Regions from separate parts of the Homo sapiens genome. Here region 2 is linked to region 1. The links are chromatin loops, found by intact Hi-C in ENCODE. Cell type or tissue: dorsolateral prefrontal cortex. All regions are shown on one strand. Each heading gives the region's core, and the rest is flanking DNA. Links, peaks and the distances in the headings are about the cores only.

The links. Peaks named below come from ENCODE experiments on the same cell type or tissue, not always from the same donor. Only the 100,000 strongest peaks of a DNase experiment are listed, where the experiment ranks them.
Region 2: it touches region 1 in a loop (2.6-fold over the local background); 13 of 110 quality-filtered maps call a loop at or near these places.

What each region holds. Positions count from the first base shown.
Region 1 is chr18:58,487,029-58,500,136 of GRCh38, reverse strand. It overlaps ALPK2 (alpha kinase 2), which reads left to right. Exons shown (of 13, transcript NM_052947.4): 12 at 2,040-2,088. Among named protein-coding and RNA genes, the nearest start is that of MIR3591, 42 kb to the right of the region's middle. RefSeq lists a silencer at 6,119-6,168 and enhancers at 5,945-6,444, 6,445-6,946. In dorsolateral prefrontal cortex, for the core only: CTCF peaks have their summits at 5,958 and 6,160 (motif pointing right); a DNase peak (open chromatin) is centred at 6,116; H3K4me3 peaks cover 651 bases; H3K27ac peaks cover 1,568 bases; H3K27me3 peaks cover 696 bases.
Region 2 is chr18:58,316,854-58,328,655 of GRCh38, reverse strand. NEDD4L (NEDD4 like E3 ubiquitin protein ligase) reads right to left here. Exons shown (of 31, transcript NM_001144967.3): 7 at 6,170-6,231; 8 at 5,322-5,424; 9 at 3,494-3,660. Among named protein-coding and RNA genes, the nearest start is that of MIR122HG, 120 kb to the left of the region's middle. In dorsolateral prefrontal cortex, for the core only: a CTCF peak has its summit at 6,421 (motif pointing right); a DNase peak (open chromatin) is centred at 6,475; H3K4me3 peaks cover 451 bases.

The sequences.
Region 1 (13,108 bases), core at 2,803-10,802:
AAGAGACTTTTAAAATGGTCACTGGTTCTCCCAAAGTGCCATGTCTAATTTAGCTCACAGGTGCACTGCAGAAAAGCAGGCCTCATGGCTTCTGTCTGCCTAACCAGCCTGAATCCCAACACGTCCTTTGTTTTTGCCATGCTCCCAGCAGATAACGCTGAATCCGAGCATTAATCCTTTAGCTGTCTTTTCCTGGGCCTCAGAAACAGCACTCCACTTGGGTGGGGAACCACGGAAGTAGGTGGCCAGCAGATCTGATCCTCATGGCTGGCTTTAGGGGGATGCTGAGTTTTTTTCTTTCCACAGCCCAAACTGGTTTCTAGGCTGCCAGGGCCCTCCATGGGCAAGTCACGTGCTGGAGGTGGGGAATGCCAGTGCTCACAGCCCGGCCCATGGAGCCCAAGAGGCAGGGGCAAGAGCACAGGAGGCAGGACCCAGGCATCTAGCAGGTGCAGACACACTGGTGGGGTGGCACTATGGGCCATGGGATAAAATGTCATCACTAGATTGCACGGGTAAGGTCCTGGCAGAGGTCCACTGCGTTGGAGCAAGTGCCCATAACCCTCACCCTAAGGAGACAGGAATGGAATTGGTGCGTGGTCAGGGCATGCAGATTCTGGAAAGGTCAAGAGGGAATCCACACTCTGGGCATCAGGGAAGTGCTTTACTTTCCACTAGACCTGAGAGAGGTTCAGGATGCAGGCTGAGACTGGGGGTAGAGTGAGAGAGGGTGGCTCTTTCCACTACAGAAGGGGATGGCAGCTCTTATCCTCCCTCACAGTGGAAAACAGTGGGATAGTCTATTCCCTTTGCCTCCCTGGCTCCCTAGCTACCCTCCCTACCCCTCCTGCTGGAAAGGCACATGCAAAAAAGGGTTCCATATGCTTGCAATGGGTGCCTATTGCTTTTTGCTGAACCAGAGTGGGAAGCTCAGGTAGCTGTTCTACTGTTTTGGTTTTGATATCCCCCACCTATCCCCACCATGGTTTAGTGGGTAGCAGTTAGGATGAGTCCAAGGACCACGTGTTCCAAATGTCTGCTTCGCCAGGCCATTGGTTCAGTGTCTACATAGAACTCAGGATTGTTTCCCGGGGTCTAACACTGACCACCCAGAAAACCTTCAGTCCTGAATTGAAAAACGATCTTTATGGAAATGAGAAATCATATGTCTGAAGTTTGGCTTTGAACTAAACACATGCCCCTTGAGCCCTGTGTTAGTCCATTTTCACACTGCCGATAAAGACATACCCAAGACTGGGTAATTTACAAAGAAAAAGAGGCTAATGGACTCATAGTCCCATGTGGCTGGGGAGGCCTCACAATCATGGTGGAAGGCGGAAGGCACGTCTTACATGGCAGCAGGCCACAGACAGAATGAGAGCCAAGGGAAAAGGAGAAGCCCCTTATGAAATCATCAAATCTCCTGAGACTTATTCACTACCATGAGAACAGTATGGGGGAAACTGCCCCCATGATTCAATTATCTCCCACTGGGTCCCTCTCACCACACATGGGAATTATGGGAGCTACATTCAAGATGAGATTTGGGTGGGGACATGGCCAAACCATATCAAACCCTCTTGCTATTGGCATTGACTATCCCAGGCCGTGCCTACTTTTCTTTCCATCATGTAAGGGTTTCCACTTTCATTGAAGAACGGGGAGCCAGACCTAAGCCAAAGTCACCGTATTTCTGGGGAGATTGCTTACGGGACAAGCATCAGGCCTCAGATTTTCTCACAGAGTGGCCAGCTCCCTCCTTGTCATGGGGTGGGTGGGCCAGGCAGGCAGAGGACTTCATTTCCAGAGCCGAGAGGGCTTGGGTTGTCTGCTCACATGAGACTTGATTCCCCCTAACTGCCACCTTCCCCATGGTCCCTGCCTAAAGCTGGATGCGTATATGAAAGAGGCCTCGAGTGTTTATGCAGGAAGGAGAAGGAGGATGAGCTGTCATTACCCCTTCCCTGGGGCTAGATGGCCCAACTTCCTGAGGGGCCCTGAGTAACACAAACTCCCATCTTTGCTTTCTCTTCCTGTAGGTGTAGGAATGAAGCTAACTGACGTTGGCATAGCAACGCTGGCTAAAGGGTGAGTAGGAAAAAATGGAGTGTGCATCAATTAACACTGGGCTTACAGACACCTTCCAGGCAGACACTGTCAGGCTGAGGTGGGCAAAGTGAATTTCTTGTCCTAACTGTGGATGACGAATGTTCTTGGAATGAATTCATTTCTCTCACTTACATAAAATATTTATGGACTTTGTTCTCACAGGGGAGCACATTTGTTTCTTAACTTTGAAACAAATGAGAACTCTTGCAAACACATTTCAAGATTAATAACCAATAGGAGTACCACGGGGAGAAAATGCTGGCATTACTTGGATGCCTTTTAACTGGGAATATTCCGTTCTTTTACATTTAATATCTTCACTATTAAAAGCTTCTTTGAAAAAAAATTTTTTTTGCAATTGAATGCAGTGAATTCAATTTGTATATTTTAAATTAATTTTTCTCCAAAAAGTATTTTAGGCAGCTCACAGACCCCCATGATGATAATCATAGGAGGCAATGTCTCTGGCAGAGCTGTGATTAGTTACCTGTTTTTGATGATGGCTTTATTTTTCTAATACAGAGTGGTGCTTTGCTTAGTGTGAGGCACACACAGATGATGCTATGATCACATTTTACTGGGGCATCTTTTTAACAAGCTGCCCCTTCCCACTTCTTTACTTGACTGCCACTGAGGAGAAAGCCAGCCATTTGTTGTTCTTGGTGAAGATGCAATTCTGTGTTGGAACCACCATCGCCTTTGCCCACTCCTGCTCTTCCTACGTACTAAGACCATCTGTAAGGGGGAGGAAAAGAGAGCTCATGACTTTTGGAGGGGATGGCTTCTATTTCAAAATGTAGGTTTTATTAGTATGAGGTATCGTAAGGTCAACAGATCAGGAGATAGTTGCCATTGAAAAGCTAGTTTGTTACTTGCAGCTGCCAAGAGGGGGCACCAGGCCACCAGGGGCCATCTAAGAAGCAGCAGGGCCAGTTGGGAGGCAGAGGAAGTGAGGGGAAAATGCAGGCAAGAATATTATGGTTTATTCGGGAAGGAATAGGTGAGGGAGGATAAACAGTCCTAGGATTGGCTAATTTGACATTTTCCAGCAGTCTCTGGGACATAGGGCTGGCCCTAGTGTCTGGTACCTGCACTGGGGTGATTAGGGCAGGTGGACAGTGGCCCCAGTATGAGAGACCACAGAGGGGGTATTAGGGGTGTGGCTCTGGATTGGTTGGTTTGCATATATATGAAAGGCTCTCTGGAAGGTGATCATTTACTCTCTCTAGGAATATGGCAGCCCTGAGAGGAGTAAAGTCTCTCCAGGGCCAGTAAGGCACAAGATGTCAAAGCATCAGAAACACAGAAAATAAAGTGGTGGGATGAATCCAGCTTCCTTTCCCAAGGCTGAGAACAACTTATCCGTGGGAGCTTTCTGGTTACTTCAGACCATCAGTGTCAGCCACGATCCAACAAATATGCTAATTTTCAGCTTCAATAAAGGACAGAGAGAAGTAGAGGAATCTGAAAAAGTAGGAAGGGGATCGCTCTTTCTTTTAACCTCCAGGTCAGTAAGTCTGATTCATGAAGTTCTCGCCGATTGCACAAAGCTTCCAGTTGGGTTTTAGAACCAGAATGCGGTTTGGACCTTTTCCCTGGGATGGCTCAGTGATGATGAAGTTTTATGTTGGAACTGTCTCCAGGCTTCTCCCCTGTGCTCACCAGAGACCTGGCTGGCATACACTTCAGGGAATTGGGTATGTTCTTGGGCTTGTGAAGACAGCGCATTAGGAGGGATTATGATGTAGTGGGGAGGAAGGAACGAGGGATTTAGAGCGAGACCCAGTTCATACCCTGATGCTGCTGCTTCCATTTCTCCTGATAGTAGCCTCGCTTCTTGGCATCGTAGGAATTTGCCTAGCCTACCTGATGAGGGGGATGAACGTCTATTGCAGTTTCCCCATGATGGTACCATTTTATGCCTGATGTCCTCACATCCCATACGCTTTAGCATTGATCCTGAACAAGTGTACCCATTTAGAAGATAAATTATATGGTGCCCTATTTATGGAGGCTTCTGGACCCCAGAAGGATTTTCCAAACGGAGCCTTCCTTTCCAGGCTCCATGTGTTCTGCAGAACCTTGCAGATGCAAGCATCCGCCAGCCCTAGTTTGAATCCTGGCTTCTCGTCATACCAGCTGTGTGACTGTGGGCATGTGACTAAGTTCTTAAAGTCAGTGATGTACAGCATGGGGACACTCCGGCTTGCCCTGAGTATTCCCCCAGTTAATCTACACCTAGCCCCTGAAACTGGAAGTGAGCTAGATAAATATTAGTTTCCCTTCGCTCCTCATGTCTTAGCCTGACACCAGAGTAGGCAAATTTCGTGCTGTTATTTAGAACAACTCTCTACCAAAACAAAGAAGAAACCTGCCCAAGAAGTTTCAAAAATGAAGATGGTCATGATTATTGAAGACATCTTTTAAATTCAAGTCAACAGCTTCCAGGAACCCAGACCGACTGGGAGCTTCAAGTGGTACATTTTTTCCCCTCCTGATTTAAAAAGAAATCCAATCCTTTGGTTTTGTTCTCAGCTTTAATGTGACTTATCTGGCCCGGGACAGCTGCCCAAGACCCATTAGAAGCACTGACGGCTGGAGCCCAGTGCAGAATGCTGTCTATAAAGTATTACTTACTCATTGCCTTCCCACCCAAGGAGAGGCCAGGGAGCAGGAGCTGGGAGAGGAGGAGATTCTGAAGTGTTTGAGAGCTTTGGCAGGGATATTAGATCTTCTTGTCTTTTGTTTTTTAAAAACTTTTCTTTAAACGTTACCTTTTTAAGCCACAGTCTTTTTCCCAAAAGAAATATATCTTACAATCACAGTTTGAAAAACTGATGAAAAGGTAAAACTTCTCCAAACAGAGCATAAGAGGTGGTTGAGAGACCTCTTTAGAGGCTCCTGGGAACCCCTCTGGAGTGGAAACCAGTGATCAAGCCCGACCTCCTCACTTCACAGGTGAGGAGGCATGGGGCATGGGGCATGGGGCATGGGGCAGCCTGCTTGCTGGCAGGAGTCAAGAAGTCTTTCCTGCTTGAAGTCAGCACCCCAAAGTGAACGGCAGATCCTCAATGCTGGGAGGCGAGGCACAATTGAAAAAGTTCTCCAGTGAATGTCAAAGCTGCAAAAGGGAGATAACTCATGAGGACAGACTTGGAAAGGGCTCAAGTTCAAGGGCACTCTGCAGACAGGAAAGTCCAGGTGGGAGGCAAATGAGCTGGGGAAGAAAGGAAGGCGAGCATCGCAGACTGCAGACAGCAGGAGAGAAGATGGAGGAATAAGGGTTGATCGAGCAAGTTCTCTTGATTCTTAGCAAGCAACTGTGAGTGAGCTTAGTTCATTCATGATGCAAAGGGAGAGTCGCAAGTTCTATGGGGGGGCTGGTACCTGGCAGGGTTCAGCTGGGGGAACAGCACCACCATAAGAAGCAGTGCTCCGTGTGTCATTTAAAAAAAAAAATTCCCATATGTCTCAATCAGGACCATATATTTGGCTGCTGACACCCCAGTCATGCAACCTGTTTTGCTGTCTTGTTCAATGAAGTCAAAGGCTATGATCCTATTTCAGGAGTAATTACTCTAATCTCATAAAATAAAATAGAGAATTGTCATGACTTACTCATTTTAATTCAACTTTACTTCATTGTATGTTCCTTTTAACAGGAGTATGTCATATTTCTCTTGGGAGCCAGAGATATAATTATGTCTGGAAACACATCCCCTGTGCCTCAGCCACCTCAATCTTTTGGCAAATGTTGAGTACAAAAATTTCAGGTTACAAAGTATGGCAAGTAAGATTGTTTTGACATCCAGTAATCCATTTTCTAGATAGACCCAAGATACTAACCCGTTGAACAAATTTCTAATTGGAAATTACACAAGGAAAAAAGGCCTAATTTTATAACTGGAGATTTGGAAACGTAACCTAACCAACTCCAGACCGATCTAAAGCCATGCGTGCAGTGGAGCCGAACTGCAAACTCATGCTTCTCTCCAGCCAGTCGGGGAGTTCCCGGGGAGGCGACGAGATTGCAGTTCAACCACCAGAGGGCACCAGAACCAATACTTTGCCCTTTGTAGTCTCCCCTAAAAAGCCAATTTCCTGTTGCCAGATTGAAATAAAACAAAGAAAAGTACCATTAGCAGATTTCTTCCCTGGCAGTAAGCATTAGACCAAAATAAGATTAATATGGACAGCCGTAAAGGACACCCCTCGCAGTGGCTGCCAGCCAGCCTTGCATCTTTCTACCCTCGGAGGAAGGAACGACGAGGCTTAAGGATGTGTGGCTTGTGTCAAGCGTCCCTGACATGGAAGCCAAATTCCCGAGACCCTGGACAGAAGCCTGGATGATTCATTCATGTAGCAGGAGGACAGTTGCCTTGAGAAAGCAGGCTCCATTGGGGTCTGCGTGCCTAGCTCTGGTCCTGGCCATGAACAGGAGAAAAGATCAAAATAGACTCCCACACTCGGCCAAGCTGAGTTCCAAAAGAAAGGCTCTGCCTTCAATGCCCACAAGCAGATGGAGGGGACGGCAGCCACCTGGGATGCTTTGCCCAGTCACAAGGCCGAGCCACCACCGTACCTGGAGAGGAAGCGCCAAAACAAACTTGGAGGTGGGAAGAAACAATCTAATCCGAAGAAACACGCCCCGAGAATAGGCTTATGTGCATGAGTGGTGACTCCAGGCAGACTATTTAAAGCAATGCATGAGTCTGCCAGGAGAGGAAACAAAGGGACATTGGAACAGAATTCCTGATGCCTTTAAAGTGTCTCATAGCAGGGCCATGTCACTATAGAACACCAAACATTTCAGCTGAGTCCCCAATGCCAGGCATCAGCGGACCAATCTCACAGGCCTGTCAGCTTGAGAAAGGCAATTTTATGCCCCAGATAGCTCCTGTCCCCGCCTGCCACAGGGTCATCTGTCCTGGAAGGCCACCTGCATCCCATCTTCATCCGGTCAGCCCATTCTGTAGTAGGGCTGGCTGGCCCGCTGGCTGATTTATGTGGCCAGTCTTTGCCATTAAGGAAGTTTGGAGGCTGGAGGGAAGTCTGAAGGGAACAGTGGTGATTTTCGCAGTTTTTGGCAAGGCAGACCCTACTATAGCAGTGCTCTCAGTGTATGGGGGAGTCTCCCAGGCCCAACAGAGCCAGCCAGGACATGCCCCCTCCATGGAGGGACTAGCACAGCAGTATCCTGGCCTCTACCCAGAAGTCTTACAAAGGACAGTTCTGTTGAAATGTCTGGAATTGGGATCCATGGGTTCCTCCCACTCCTGACCCTATTCCCTAGTTGTCCCTCTGCCCAGTCCATTCCCCAGGACCTGAGGACTCAGGGACAGGTGCTGCATCGCTTGTCATCCAGCTTCAGAGATGAATCTGAACAGAGAGAACGTCTAGAGAAGTCTGGTAGATTCGAGATCACCCCTGCAGGACAGACTGGTGGCCAGTAGGAGACAGAAGCACGAGGCAGGTACAGGGATGGCTGAGAGGGTTGGGGTGACAGAGCCTGAGTGGACAGCATGGGGTGAAGACCAGAATAGACAAGAAAAAGGTTATCACTGCCTTCAGGAAGGTCTAAGCCAATGTAGTGTCACCAGGTGGGAGCCTCATGACAGATCAGAGAGGGAATGTGCTGCCAAGATGCCAGCAACTAAACAAGTTTGTCGACTAAAGACAAGGAAAAGTCTAGAAGGTAGCCAGAAAAGGAGGTGTGGGGAATGTGTGCGTGTGTGTGTGCGCGTATATATGTCTGTGTGCGTGTCTTTGTCTTTGTTTCTGTGTCTGTGTCCCTGTGTATGTGTGTGCATGTGTGTCTGTGTGTATATCTGTGTCTGTGTCTTTTTGTGTCTGCCTCTGTGTGTTGTGTGTGTGTGTGTGTCTAAAGAGACCTTGCCTGTTTGAAGGCAGAGGGGAAGGAGCCTGTGGGAAAACAATGAGGGACTAACGGCGGAGTGATGTTCCAGAGTGGTGAGCACCCCTCGTGAGGATTCAGAGTTTGTCAATACGGAAGGCCCTGCAGCCCTCGCTGTGCAACTTGGAGCACACTGGAAATGTGGCTTTGCCTCTATCCACCCTCACTGCCACCCAGGGCGTCAGCCCAGCTGCTCCTCTGAATGGTGAATTCTCAAAAAGCCTGTACCTAGTGGGAATGCTGACGCGCTTCTCCCTCACCTCAATTACCTGCCCTGTGGCCCTGCAGAGGCTCCTGTAACCGCCCCACAAGTTCTCCTTGCCTGTATGCCTAGACAGGACATGGCCGATTTATCAAGATGGGAACTGCAACAGAGAAAGAGTTTAATTCACATAGGGCCAGCTGTATGGAAGACTGAAGTTTTATTACTACTCAAATCAGTCTCCCTGAAAATTTGGGGATTGGGGGTCGGGAAGTGGGGGTAGTGCTGATTGGTCAGGTGGGAGACGAAATCGTAGGGAGTCAAAGCTGTCCTCTTGTGCTGAGTCAGTTCCTGGGTGGGGGCCACAAGACTAAATGAGCCAGTTTATTGATCTGGGAGGCGCCAGTTGATCCATCGAGGGCAGGGTCTGAAAAACATCTCAAGCACCAGGCTTAGGTTTTACAATTGTGATGTCATCCCTAGGAGAAACTGGGGAAGTTTAGAACCTTGTAGCCTCCAGCTGCATGACTCCTAAACCATAATTTCTAATCTTTTGGCTAATTTGTTAGTCCTGCAAAGGCAGTCTAGTTCCCAGGCAAGAAGGGAGTTTGTTTTGGGAAAGGGCTGTTACCGTCTTTGTTTCAAAGTCAAACTATAAACTAAGTTCCTCCCCAAGTTAGTTTGGCCTCTGCCCAGGAAAGAACAAGGAGAGCTTGGAGGTGAGAAGCAAGACGGAGTCAGTTCAGTCAGATCTCTTTCACTGTCACAATTTTCTCAGTTATAATTTCTGCAAAGGTGGTTTCACTCCCATTTGCAGATAAAACCAGCACAGCCCTTTGGGGATCAGAGCTCTGGGGCTTAGGACAGTGGGCGAATCTCAGGCTGCTTATCTGGTGGGTGTCTACCTACAACGCCCCCTCCTCGGTTCTTTGTCTTCAATTCGTTTCCATTTCAGATACTAACGAATGGACTGTGTGCTTCCTGCATATTCATGGGGATGGGACTCATGCGACCTCAAAAACGGACCCATAGTAGATGAGTGCTTCTCCCCCTCCCCTGGGCTCTTCTCTGAGCTCTCTTCTTCGGGACTCCTGTCTCACAGAACCTCCTGGTTGAGGGTGCCATCAAAAGCAATGAGAGTAGAAACTGTGCAAATGTACAGGGATTCTAGAATATGTTGCCAGCAGACGCAGAGACCAGACTCATTGAAGGTGGGGCACCTCTGCCCTCCTCTCACATTTTTCTGCAGAAAGAGGGAACTTTTTGTATTCTTTTTTTTTTTTCTCCAGCCAGGGAGGCTATGAGGGAACATAGAGCCAGGGCTTGGTTTCTGTTGGGGGTAGCTGGGACTGTGGCTTCAACTGAGGCCTGAGGGAGGGGCCATAGCACTGGGCAAGAAAGGCAGAGAGTGCCAGGAACCAAGGGGAGGGGCTGGACTTTGTTCAGAGGGAGATGGGGCCATCCAAGCAGTTGCTTGGCCATGACAAGATCTGACCTGCACCACCTGGACCAGGCGGAAAGCAGGGGCGAATTGCCTGGAGGCTCCCCTGACTGGCCCAGGGAGGGGCAGTGGTGGCTCAGATGGCATTTGTTCAGATAAGTTGCTGAAGGTTACCTGCCCCAAGAGAAGGTCACCTTGTAGACATCCTCAAGGGGGACAACTTCTCTAGAAAACACAGATCTGGTTACACTACCACGTCCCCGCCCTCAAAAGCTCCATGAATTTTTAAAAGTGCTTTTCAAAGTAATTATGTGAAACAAGATTTCTGTTGTCAAGTAATTTTGGGAAACCCTAGGTTGAATAAGTTTAGGAAGTTTCTTTTTTTCTTTCTTTTTTTTTTGAGACGGACTCTCACTCTGTCACCAAGGGTGGAGTGCAGTGGCACAATCCTGGCTCACTGCAACCTCATTCAAGCGATTCTCCTGCCTCAGCCTCCTGAGTAGCTAAGACTACAGGCACACGGTACCACACCCAGCTAATTTTTGTATTTTTAGTAGAGACGGGGCCAGGATGGTCTCAATATCCTGACCTCATGATCCACCAGCCTCGGCCTCCCAAAGTGCTGGGATTACAGCTCCCAAAGTGCTGGGATTACAGACATAAGCCACCATGCCCGGCCAGGAGACTTCTTTAGTGTGAGACTTCATATGGTCTTTAAAGAGCTGATGTGTATTTTGAATGTCCTAGGGACAAGGAAAGATATTATTATTATTATGACTGTTTTGAGATAGGGCCTTTCTCTGTTGTCCAGGCTGGAATGTAGAGTCCTGATCATGGCTCACTGCTGCCTCGAACTCCTGGGCTCATGTAATCCTCCTGCCTCAGCCTCCCAAGAAACTGGAACTACAGGCATGCACCACCACACCCAGCTATTTTTAATTTTTTTTTGTAGGGGTGGGGTCTCACTATGTTGCCCAGGCTAGTCTCAAACTGCTGGGTTCAAGCAGTCCTCTCACCCTGGACTCTCAAAGTGCTGGGATTACAGGCGTGAGCTACCTACCATACCAAGCCTAGGAGAGATATCAGATAGCATTTCTCACAGCATTTACATCACAGAATTTCAAAGACTCTTGTGGGACTGTTGCTCATGAGAACGTATTTTGGAAACCAGCATGCCACAGGAGAAATGGCACGGCACGGCTTTGAAACATTTTCACACATCCTCCGACGGCATCTCCCCTCAGAACACCTGCTCTGGCTCACAACGTGCCTCTGAACCTTACCATGTTGTTCCCTCTGCCAGATAAACCCCAAACCATCTTTCCTGTAGGAACTCTTGTAGGAATCTGCTCGGCAGTGTGAAAATGGCACCCTCCGCGTTTCCACAGAACTTCCTCCCGCTGAGATGTGACAGCTTGCTCCAAGATGGCCGCTTTTGGGAAAGTGCCGCTCCGCTTATTAATTAATTCCTTTTAGTTCCCCTACAGTGTCTGGCACACAGCTGATACCTGATCAATGAAGAAATCAATGAGTACACATGAAAAATGAAGGGTATGAGTGGCACTCCGGGAATCTCTTGCTGTTTCCAGGTGGAAGGCTCCCCATGTCCCTCCCTTTCCATGCAGGTGACAATCCGTTCTACCGGAGCCTAAGTCCAGCCTGGCTTTATTTTACACACACACATCACACACCAGACCATGGCTTTGTTTCAATTCTTCACCCCCATCCTGACCTCGAATTCCTTGTCCTTGTAGCCTTTCCCTATGCGTTAAAACTTCTTCAGAAAGGATCTCAAGCTCAAGCTGTTCAATGTAGCTTCTGGTTGGCATCTAATGGGTTACCAAAGTGCAGGAAAACTTTTCAGTGGGTTTGCCTTGCCTGTCTCCATTTCCTTTATTAAGCCAGCCAAGAACCTTGGTTTCTCTAACTCAGCCGGGGCTGGAAATTTCTGTGACTTTCCTCCACCCCTGCTCTCCAGGTGTGTTTGGAGCCAATACATTGTCCAGCACGGTTGTGAGCGGATCCCAGAGAGAAAGCAGTCACCCTGCTGCTATCAGTTGGTGATTTCTGTGTGAGTCTGAAAGGCTATGCCATTCATTATTAGGATGAGAGGAGAGAGGAATCGTTCTTAAGCAAGACATCAGCCTGGCACAGTTTCTAACACATAGCAAATCTTGAATAAATCTTTGTTGAGTGAGGGCAGGACTGTGGAAACAGCCTCCATAGCTCCTCTCCAGGTGGGATGTTTCAGTGTGACTTTATTAGATTGTTTGCCTCTAACTTCATAAACATAAGATATACTTGTGTTCCAGTTTAAATATAAAGGCATTTCCAAAGTCAAATAGAGATGAGTGTAGATCACCACTTTTGAGTAGTTTATCTCCTTGTTGCTCAAAGGAGAGGGGGTCCCTGGACCAGTGACATCAATACCCCCCAGAGCCTGGTAGAAATGCAGAAAATTCCACCCCCACTCCAGACCTACTGAATCCAAATCAGCATTTTAACAGGGTCTCGAGGTCATTCGCAGGGACCACTCTCATCCAGGGGGAATATAGTTGAGAAAAGACTATATATTGAATGCTATTCATATTTTTTGTTTTTGTTTTTGTTTTGTAGAGATAGGGTCTCGTTATGTTGCCCAGGCTGGTCTTGTATTCCTGGGCTCCAGCTAACCTCCTGTTTCAGCCTCCCAAAGTGCTGGGATTACAGGCGTGAGCCAGTGCGCCTGGTCTGAATGCTGTTCAGTGGAGTACATTTAGTGTTCCAATTCTGGACATTGTGAGAGAGGATGGATAGATTCACATAAAGAGATAGGCTAAAAAATTATACTAATTAGAGGTTAAGGACAAAAAGACCCATTTAGTAAAATTCTATAGAGTTAAGATTTTTAAAAATGAAAATATTTGAAAAAGATCTCAAATACAAGATTCTTTATTCCATTATGTTAGATTCCTAGGGCTGCCATAACAAATGACCACAAACCAAGAGCCTCACAGTGATAGAAATTGATTGTCTCACAGTTCTGGGGGCTGGAAGACTGAAATCAAGGGGTTGGCAGGGTTGGCTCCTTCTGCAGGCTCTGAGGGAGGGTCTGTTCCATGCCTCTCCTCTGGCTTCCGGGTTTGCTGGCAATCCTTGGAGTTCCTTGACTGATAGACGCATCTCTTTAACTTATGTCTCCAACATCACATGATATTCCCCCTGTGTGTCTCTGTCTTTTGTCATCTTCTTATGAGACACCAGTAACAGTGGATTGAGGGCCTCCCCTGCTCCAGTGTGACCTTATTTAAGAAATTCCATCTGTAATGATGTGATTTCCAAATAAGGTCACATTCTGAGGTTCTGGGAAGGACGTGACTTTGGGGATGGGGTGGGCAAGGATGCTACTCAACCCCCTATATCTATCCAACATGAAAAGGATAGCGAGTTTCTGCAATGGTGA
Region 2 (11,802 bases), core at 1,652-9,651, 170 kb after region 1:
AAGCAGAGGTGACAGGCAAGTTCACACAGCAGCTGGGCAGTCCCAATCCTTCTAGAAGTCCAGCAATGACAAGGCAGCTACTTCTGGTCACCAGCAATTTGACCAAAGACTACAAAAGGGACAAATTCAAAGCTGTCATCTGGAGGAAAGTACACCTGATCCAACATGAATTTTTTTCAGCTGCTTTCTAGCTCATTTTAACAGAATCTCAAAATCGTGACACTGCATTTACCTCCTTTACCCTACTTTAAAAATCCTAATAACATCAGGAGATAACCTCTCAAGTCAGCCGGGGTCTGAAGAACACCAAAACATCATACCCTATTTTTTGTCATGTGATGTTCTCAATTCAGGATCTAAAAGTTTTGATTCAATTTGGAAGACTTTTTTGGGCTGGGCATGGTGGCTCATGCCTGTAATCCCAGCACTTTGGGAGGCCAAGGCGGGCGGATCACTTGAGGTCAGGAGCTCAAGACGTACCTGGCCAACATGGCAAAACCCCGCCTCTACTAAAAACACAAAAATTAGCCGAGTGTGGTGATGCGTGCCTGTAGTCCCAGCTACTCAGGAGGCTGAGGCAGGAGAATCACTTGAGCCCAGGAGGCAGAGGTTGCAGTGAGCTGAGAGATCATGTCACTGTACTCTAGCCAGGGCAGCAGAGTGAGACTCCATCTCAAAACAAAACAAAACAAAAAAAAAAAGAAAAAAGAAAACTTTTTTTTTTGCAGTAAATTATAGGCAATCATACTTTGGGGGAAATACTAGTCAGAGGCTTTTAGTGTACAAGTTTAAATGCCAAAAATTTTTTCAGGGAAAACTCTCACAGATACTTTCAATAAGATAACATATCCCATTAACAAAAATTATGTCACAAGTCAGTATCTCAAAAGTTGAAATCGTCATTTCAGACTAACTGAAATATAGTACTTATCAAGAACACTCATTATAGACTCTTTCTAAAACACAAATTTTAAAGTTTTCTCACACATTCTGAAATGAACTTATACTGTATCCCAATAAAGGGCCTGCTAGCAGAGGTTGTGGTGGAAACTCTTTTTCCTTAACTAACTTTCCTCTTGCCTTCTAGAAGTTATGCCCATTGGAAGGAGGCGCTCCTCAGGTTCTGCCAAGTTCTGCTGTGTCCTTCCTGGCTCAGCCTCTCCCTTTGGCATTGCTGCCTCCTTGATGGGGCAGTTATGCCTCTGCCTTCTCCCAAAACTACATGTGAGCCCGAACTTGGATTAAGAACTGCATTTTTCAGCCGGGCGTGGTGGGTCATACCTGTAATCCTAGCACTTTGGGAGGCTGAGGTGGGCGGATCACCTGAGGTCAGGAGTTTGAAACCAGCTTGACCAAGCCAGTGAAACCCCATCTTCACAAAAATACAAACATTAGCTGGGCATGGCGGCGGGCGCCTGTAATCCCAGCTACTCAGGAGGCCAAGGCAGGAGAATCGCTTGAACCTGGGAGGCGGAGGTTGCAGTGAGCCGAGATGGTGCCACTGTGGGTGACAGAGTGAGACTCTGTCTCAAACAACAACAGAAAAAGAACTGCATTTTTCCCTTGTTGCTCTAGACTAGTGAAGAGCCAGCAAGTTATACCTTTTGTTTTAGTTTCTGGGACACTGCCACCAAAGATGGTTTCTCTTTTAAATCACTTTATTGAGGTCTAATCAACACATTAAAAAGCTGTTCATGTTTAACGTACACCTCTTGATGAGTGTGGGGACATGTCTACACCTGTGGAGCCATCAAAAAAATAGTATATATTTTAAAATGTATGAAGTGTTTTCTCAAGAATTCCCTCGTTAGTTTCACAACTCTGTGAGGCAGAGAAAGTAGCAATTATCCCTATTTGTCCCCAAAATACAAACTCTAATCTGCATGATCCTTATTTATGAAGTTGAATATTTTTCCATATACATATTAGCTATCAGGATTTTTTCCTTTGTGAGTTGCTCCTGGCCACTTTTCTGCAGAGGTCGCATGAGGATCTACCTTTTCAGTACTCCTTTCTCATGCTGTTGAGCAAAGGTAGGTAATGGTGCTTTGCTTAGGATATTGCTACCAAGATTCTTCTAGTCACTACATGTAACCAAGCCCAAGGTGGGTCCAAATTCATTTTTACTACAAATAGCTACAATGGATTACAATAATTCTAATAGCTATGGGCATTAATCAAAAGGAAATAGTAAGCAATAATATAAAAAACAAAAAGAATCAACCAAGCTATTTCCATGGGAAAAAACTTTAACAAAAGATAGTTCAGCATTACCCAGCTGATCTGATATTTTTGCTGTCCTGAGACCATTTTGCTGTCCTGAGCTAATGCCCGTGCTGGGTAGTCTAAAGCTGATCACGAACAGCTGACATTCACGAGAACCCACCTGGGGGCTCAGAGAAGACAGGCTATTCGTTGTTCCAGATTCTGCAAGCTTTATCTCTAAATTAAACAAAACCTAGACCAGAAAACTTGGCCACCCTCCCCACCCACAGTCATATGTGGAGTATCTTTACAATTTCTAAAGATAAAAGGTTTTTAAGAACATGATACCTCATACTGCTTGTTGTCTAAAATGTATCATTAGCCACTTTCTTTCAGAGTTCGAGTAGACAAGAAAATTATACTACCCAGTAGACTTGCTTTTATTACATACTGAAAGTTGTATAGTTCATTGATAATTTCCTCCTTGTCTTGGCTGCTAGGCAGCTCATAATTTCTAGGATAAAATTCCTTTTCCTTAAGACTTTCTTTTTGCCCTTCGATGTATTATCAATAGACTTAGATCTTGCTGTATAAAATGATTTAAAAACAAGCTGCTACAAAACCATTTTTAAAGTCCATGAGTTTTAACCAGTGTTTATTTGCTATCAATCAAACCACAAATTGCTGAGGGAACAAAACAGGAATTGGTTTACTGCATCCCTGAGGCTGGTGAGGGATTAAAATACACAGTAATTACTAATTCTGATTTTGCAACTCTCCCATGTGTTTCTGATTATATTAAGGGGCTCAAATTTCCTTAAAGAAAAAAAAATTTTTGAGGTTTCCAAATCAATGCATTGAAGAGAGTAAACATCCAAAAACTTAGAGAAAACAGAAAATTGCAAAGCCAATTTGCTTGCCGGTTCTGTTCTGGGTCAGTTGGGAGAGAAAGGTGAAGAAGAAAACAATATAATCAACAAATGTAAAATAAGTCTAAGAAAAACAACCTCTGCTTTGTATTTCAGGAATCGACATAAAAGAAGACATAGAAAATAAATCAGCTCATATTGAAAACAGCAGCATGTGACTCAAAGGCAATCGCTTACAATATACAAGTTCTGACTGCTCTTGCATGCTTTACGTAAATGGAGAGGAATCTCGTACCACACCACCATCTGCTCTTATAGACATATGATTTATTTCCCAGCCTTGTCCCAAAGGGCCGCCATATTTGTCCCTAGCTGTGCAGTGCACGTGCACGTGTTCCTGACCATCACACGGTACTCACATCAGGCTTGGTCTGTGCCACTGAGTGGTCCGGTTGTTGTGGTTGACATAGTAAGTTCGGCCTAAATTGTCCACTTTTTCTTCCCACCCGGGAGGCAGAGGAGGAGGAGGAAGTTCCTCTTGGTGCTGAGAAGCCGAGTCATTTGAGTCAACAACTTCCCATCCATGCTGCGGAATAAAGTTAAAGGGACGATTATGAGGTTGGTTCTTCGGCTGTGAGTAAGAGGTCATCACAGCATGCCCTGCATGCCCTTCTCCTTGCTCTGGGGCTCTCTGGCTCTAGCCATGGCTTCGGGGCCACATTTGAGTAAATTCCCAAATGAAGGCCAAAAAAATATATATATATCAATTCTAGAAAGGCCTCAAAAATCTTCTGAGTAATGGCCAATTAATTGTGCTGCCCTCTAAGATGACTACATTGCAGGACAACACAATTTGGATCTGCACAGTCGGTGACACTACTTAAGTCACATCATACTCTTTCCATACGTCATGTTTGTTATTTTGACTGGAGGGCCTCCAAGGCTGTACAAAGCCCTGCCAATGATGTGCGTCACAGTACAGCTGCCATCTTTTCAACACCTCTATGAGGTAAAGGGAGCAGGGAAGATGAGCTGCGCTGCACCTGTGTTCTAACAGAACTCATGGCACAGGGGACCAGAGGCCCAGAGTCCTGTTGCTCCCCAGGGAGGTGGGCTTTGAGAGAGAAGCCTCCTCTTTGCATCCCAAACAACCGCAGGAGCCAGGAGTCTGGAAGCTGCTGCCTTCTACTCAGGCCCTCTACACTGGCTGTGTCCACACCAACGGGTTTCATGGTACCAAAATTCGAGTTCCATTTTTACAGCACGTATTTTAGGCATTACGTATTCCCTTCCTAACATCCTCTGCTAAAATCACTGGAAAATTAAGTAATTCACTGGTTACTGCGGTTGGAAGGCAAGAAGAGTGTAAAAAATTCCTTGGATTTGAGATGAAAATCTGTTGACATGCTTATGAAATGTTAACATTCATAAATTTCTATCACCCACATTATTCCTCTTCATGTATATAGAGAGATGAAGGCTTGTAAATGAAATAATGCCTGGAAATATGATCTCTCAGGCGGAGGAGTGTTCGGGTAACTTCTCCACACACATTATTCACATATCACATATATGCAACAGCTGCAAACAGATGTGAGAATAAGCCCTAGAGAGGTCTCGTTTAATGGACACTTTGAGAATATGAGAATTTGCCTAACAAAACAGCACTGGCCGAGGTGTGTGCTGAAAAGGTACGATAGGACCCACAGCATCAGTCTGTGACAAGGTAAATACAGGCGGCTCTGTCAGGAAGGAAAAAAGGGACATTCCTCTGGTCAGCTCGTTGCAGAATGGCATTTCTAGAGGAGGGTTTTTCTACTGCAGGCTGTCACCTGTGGCCAAATGAGTAAGAAACTTGAAAAAAAAGTGATTTTCTAAATTCCTCCACCCACTTTGAAGCGACCTCAATGGCTAAAAAGAATTTACAAAGAGTTGCAAGTCCATAGCAATAATAGGATTCAATGTGTGAGGAGACTTTCACAGAGCTGTGGGGCTAAAATTGGGGAATAGGCATGGCATTGTCTAAAGAGAAATCTCTCCGAGGATTGGTGTTGTAACATAAAAAGTTCATCTTTAACCAAAACAAATAACTGCACTGGTAGACTATCAATGACCAATTTGCGGACATATGTACTTTTTTTTATATTTAAGCTTTCTAAACTTTTATTTCCTTCAATTATAAAGTTTGAAAGCAAAACATGAATATGATCTCAAGGCAAGGAGAGAGGCCTGACGCCCTCCACGTACCTCCATGTCATCCCTCTGGTCACTGTTTTCTTCATCTTGACCTCCATTTTTTGGCATATAGGCCATTTTCAATCGCAAAAATCCCTTAACTCGAGACTTATGACTGCACACATAATGGAAGAAAATTGGTTAGAAGGGTTGTGACTTCAAAGGACACTTAAAATCGTCTTCAGCAAAAGCCAACCACCACAGCACGCAGGGCAGGCATCCCCACCCACCCATACCCACAGCACACAGGGCAGGCATCCCCACCCACCCATACCCACAGCACACAGGGCAGGCATCCCCACCCACCCATACCCACAGCACACAGGGCAGGCATCCCCACCTATACCCACAGCACGCAGGGCAGGCATCCCCACCCACCCACACCCACGGCACGCAGGGCAGGCATCCCCACCCACCCATACCCACAGCATGCAGGGCAGGCATCCCCACCCACCCACACCCACGGCACGCAGGGCAGGCATCCCCACCCACCCATATCCACAGCACGCAAGGCAGGCATCCCCACCTATACCCACAGCATGCAAGGCAGGCCTCCCCACCCACCCATATCCACAGCACGCAAGGCAGGCATCCCCACCTACACCCACAGCATGCAAGGCAGGCATCCCCACCCACCCATATCCACAGCACGCAAGGCAGGCATCCCCACCTATACCCACAGCACGCAGGGCAGGCATCCCCACAGCATGCAGGGCAGGCATCCCCACCCACCCACACCACAGCAAGCAAGGCAGACATCCCCACCCACCCATATCCACAGCACGCAGGGCAGGCATCCCCACCTATACCTACAGCATGCAGGGCAGGCATCCCCACCCACCCATACCCACAAGCCTCACCTTCTTGGTCTGAGGAGAAAGTCCTTAAATGTATAGGGTCGCTCCATGGTTGGATCTTCTGTCTGTGGGGAAAAAACAGTAAATTAAATTTTAATATTCCTAATAATTTCATGTTTTAGATACAGGCAACTGGATTACAGAGAATATATTTTGAATTTTAGAATGTGGCACCGCTGAATGTGTTTCTTCACTTGGTACCTGACAGTCCACGGAACTGATCTACTAGAGATCCACTAGATGTCACTATCCACACCGGGTTTTAGGAGCCAGCCCCAGCCACAGACAAATGACAAAATTACAGCTGTCATTGCCAAGTAAAATTTCTAACTGCAGGGTGTGGCCTCAGTCTCACAGAGCTGATTCACTTCGGAGAACCAGCGGTCACCAGTGCCTTGCTATATGCCTGTGACTCGAGACACATATGGGTGGAGTAAACAGAAGAATATACAAGATTTAATCTTTGAGGGAAACTTTGTTTTTTGTATTAAAATCTCACAACATCAGCCTAAGAGAATTGAAAGACTATCTCCTGCACAGAGATCACCCCAGGAAGCAGCACCGATCAACCTTCTGCTGAGGTTCAGTTCATGAAGCTATGAGTACAAGTGGAGTATTTGTTCATTTTTAAAGAAATCAGTGTTCATTTGATTGTGTGAAGTTCATTGTGAAGTTCCTACCAAAGCAGGAAATTGGATAAATAAGTGTGACTATTTCATTAATCTTTAAATACTATATATTCAGTAAAACCTCAAATACCTAGACCCTTCAATTAAACACAATTTCAAATACTTTTATAGCAAGAGATAAACCAGTCCAGTGATTTACTGTATCAGGTTTGTGTGCGCGTGCATGCACACACATGTATGTACGTATGCACTGCTATTTGAAATGTTATCTGTTTATGTCATTCTCTGCTTTAAACTCTCAATGGGTTCCTACTCCTCTCATAATAAACTGAAAATTCTTTCCTATGACTTAGAAGACCAACTATAATCTGGCCTTGAATCAACTTTAACCTCATTGGGAACCAGTCTCTCTCTTCCTTCCTTGTACTCCCAACCATCCTGTCCTCATCTGCCATGGATGCAGATTATATGTACTGCAGTAGGGCCCATGCACAGGCAGGTCCCTCTGCTGGACAGCTGACTCTGGATGGCATGGCTGTTTCCACTTTGCCATCCAAGTGTGAGATCCCAGGTCTCATCCTTTAGAGTTCCCACCATCAGCCACCCTTATCACCCCCCATCCTATCGTCCTGCTGTATCTTCCTCATATCACTTTCTGAAAGTACCTGTTCATTTGTTGACATACTAGTTTATTATCCATCACTTCCAGAATGTAAGCCCATGAGAACAGAGACTTGAATTTGCTCACCATTGGATCACCGGTGCCAAGAACATTGCCTGGCACCAAGTAGGTACTCACGTAAGCACTCAATTCATCTGATCTGTAGTAAACTATGGAGGCTCTCAAAATTCACTATCATTGAATGAAGTAAATTATATTTTCTAGACTGTTCTTATGAGGCAGTAATAAACATACATTTTGAAAATATTTTCTACCAAAAGGTTTGTAAATATATATAAGGAAATAAATGGATAATTTATTAAGAAAACTATTGCTGGTTTTCCTTCCTTTTTTCATTTATTAAACCAACATTTATTTATTTAATTTAGAGACAGGGTCTTCTGCTGTCCAGGCTGGAGTATAGGGGCACAATCATAGCTCACTGCAGCCTCAACTTCCTGGGCTCAAGTGATCCTCCCACCTCAGCCTCCCAAGTAGCTGGGACCACAGGTGTGTGCCACTATGCCTGGCTAATATTTTTATTTTTTATAGACATGGGGGTCTTCCTATGTTGCCCAGGCTGGTCTCAAACTCCTGAGCTCAAGACGTCCTCCTGCCTTGGCCTCCCAAAGTGCTGGGATTACAGGTATAAGCCACCATGCCCTGCCAACCAACAAATAATTTGAGAGCAATATTATGTCAACGACATGTGGATACAACATGGTATAGCAGTCCTTATGGTTACAATTACAAGGGAAGAGCCATCATGTCAACAATCCACTAGAAGCTAAGGCAGAACAAATTCACTGACACAGAGAGGTTACATTCTGTGAGACTTGGGGTACAGGGAACAGACGGACTCTGACTTGGAAATCAAAATGGTTTTGGATGTGGAGTTCAATACAATACAGGGTGATGGGAAGGCTTTGAGAGGTAGAGAACAGGGAGAAAGGACAGTTTAAACATAGGAAATCAAACAGTATGACAAAGCCTACAGGATCACCAGTGGGCATGAGCAATCTAGGAGCAGCAGAGAACATGCAAGAGAGTGAAGAGGGAAAACCACGGAGCTTAGAGGGACTCTGAACCTGAGTCTGTCCATACCCTATGCAGCTTAAATGACTGATATCACACAGGTCAAAAGGCAGATCTCCTAGGTTTGCATCCTGGCTTTGTTACTTACAGAGCCAAGTGGCTAAGGGCAAGTTCCTTATCTCTCTTGGCCTCAGTGTCCTCATCTATAAAATGGGGCAGTAACCATAACTTACAGGGCTGTTGTGAGGATCAAACCAATCAACTGAGTTGGTTTCTATAAAGTTCTCAAGGGCACCTGGCACACTCAACAAACACTAGCCATGTTCATTGGCCAATTCTACACGTTCATATCATTTGTCAGTACTGCCAACTCAATGCCAAGCAGTAACAGGTAGGGCATTAAAATCAAAGTTCACGTTCATTGAAATTCTCTAGCCTGAATTAGAAGATGATCTTATAGATAACTACAAGATTCTTCTTGGCATTCATCCAGGTTCCAATCTGATCCTGTTCCCTGGAGCAGAGCTGAGTGGAGCCTCCCAGGATGGCTTTGAGGGTGCTCCTGGTGGAAAGCCATCTTAAACACACTGCTGCAAACAGTGCTATTAGCCACAATAGCCACAATGCTGCCCCCGTTCCAGGGTAAAAGCATTCAGAAGAAAATCTGGATACTCAGTACTTTCATCTTGAAAGAGAGTAGTTGCTTTCAGCCTAGGTGCATTCACTATGGAATAGAGTGAGATAAAGGATTCTGCAGGCAAATGGAAGGAGAGGGCCCTGCTGGGTCCCTAGACTCGAAACTTGTATGCAACCACTGCAAGCACCTAAGCCTTGGGCGAATCCACCCCATGCCCACACCCTTGACCACATCACAGGCTCACAATGATGCTGGAGAGCCAGGGTCAGATCCAGCACCACCAATGACCTGCTTATTGCTGGGCAAGTCCCCTCCCTCTCTGGGCCCAGGCTTTTTCACCTGGAAAATACTGGGAGTGAATCAGTGTCTCTGAAGTCCCTCCAAACTCCATGATTTTGAATTCTGCACTCATGAGAGGGAACCATCAGCCTGCTACCTGCTACCAGCCATCAGCCATAAACACAAAAGGGGTAAAAGGATGTTGGTCAGCTGAGCTACCTCCAAGTACAGGCAGGGCATCAAATAATACCACCACCCTGAAAATGCCTCATCTAGGAAAATTTAAATTCCAGAGTCAGCCATGGTTGTCTTAAGTGGCACATGACTGGGATTTAGGAAAACTTAATGTTTTAAAATAGCTCTCTCTGCCCCACTGCCTTTCCCAGGGACGAAGAGATTTTGTGGCTGGGCAAAGGTGGGTTACTGAGGGCTCCAGGGGAAGGGGAGACAGAGCTGACAAGTCAAGAGGAAGGTGCAACAGGCAGACACCTGCCAGAAATCTCACTCTGTTAATACAGATCTCAGAGTTCTCTTTATCGCTAAATAATTAATAGATTCAAGTTATCAAATATCATATGAATTTTTAGACAACGATGCACTGAATTTAACAGACAAATGTGAAAACGGCAGTTGAAAAGTCAATGATGGTACAGTTACAGCTAAGTTTGCTCTTGGTCTCTGAATGTAAAAGCAAAAGGAGAGCTTGCTCTGTCTCCAAGGCTGGAGCGCAGTGGTACAACCACGGCTCAGCGTAGTAATGACCTCCCATGCTCAAGCGATCCTCCCACCTCAGCCTTCTAAACAGTTGAGGCAACAGGCATGTGCCACCATGCTGGGTTAATCTTTAAGTTTCTCTATAGAGACAGGGTCTTGCCATGTTGCCAAGGCTGGTCTTTAACTCCTGGACTCAAGCGATCCTCCTGCCTCGGCCTCCAAAAGTGCTGGGGTTACAGGCATGAGCCACTGTGCCTGGTCTATTTCCTTTTATCTAAAGCTTGGTGGTTTTGACAAATTTTGAATCTACAGACTGTTAATAATCCACCTTGACAATGGTCATATACTAATCAAGAACACAGCATCCATAATTCGATCCACAAAATACACGCATATGCTCCCGCCCTCTCCACACTCATACCTGTGTGCTATCACACAAACAGAATGCCACTGTAATTTCCCCATGAGCATCCTATACACACGACCAAACATACACACGAAAGCACCTGAAATCCTGGATTCAAAAGCCACGTGCATTCAGAACACGCAACTTGGGTTCTACTGCCACATGAATAAAGAATATACCTTCACGCCTCTCCTTTTGTTTTCTTTGTGGTCCATCTCTCTGACTATAGTTGGCTGTGAACAGCTAGTCAGTTTGAAGTATGGAGGTGAAGCACGCCACTGCAAGTTACCCTCTGGGCACACGAGTAACTAGGGGCACTCGGTCCTCTCTGGGCGTTCACGGCTCTACCCTCTGCAATCGGCTGGCTTCTATTCCTGCCCTGTGCCTCTGCACCGCTTCCTTCTTTGAAGGCTCACTGACCCTGCCTCCACTCAGAATCCAAAGCTAAACTATTCTTTATACTGACTTGGCCTCGGAGGAGGAACCTTTTTCTATTTTCTGGGAGCCCTACTCAACCTTTCAAGACCAGGTGCTGCTCACTCACTCAAAAAAGAGCTTGTCAGAGCAAGGTTTTTAAACATGTCACTTTTGCCTCTTACCAAATATTAGAATATTTGCCTCTCAGAAAATAATTTCCCCTGGCCAAGATGTGGTTTTTACATTAGGGAAAGGGTGGCTGGAGACGTCCATAAAAGAGCTGGCCCATCAACCAACACTGTCTAAAAGTGTGAGAGGATCGCAGCTTCAGTCTGAAGAACATACACAGAAGACCTCCCAACGTAGAAGGATGCGAGGTCTTTGCTCACAAAAGGTGAAATAGTCACATCCTCCCAACGTGACCTGAGAAGAGCAGTCAGGTTTCTGATGGCTCATGGAGTAGTTCTCACGCAGAAGCCCTGGGCAGGCCCCTCCCGTGGCACCCTGGAGCTTCAGAGTTTTAAAAAGAAACAAACAAGATATTTTAAGAATATCACTTTCACTTCCAGTCCTTTGGAACCTTGCGACTTTCTTCCTTAACAGCTCCCCTGAGTGAGTAAGAGTAAATTACTTGCTATCACCTTCCTTCACAACACATCTTCAAAGCTTACTTGGTATTTAACATATGGAAACAGCCATAATTTCCACACAGCAGGAAGCTTATGCTAGCTTTAAATAGCTTTAAATAAAGTAAATAAAGTAAAGTCACTTTACTTTATAGACTATTTATGCTATTTGCTCACACAAAGCATTTAAAAAAATAACACAATGCCCTTGTAAGGCAGAAACATTCGCCTT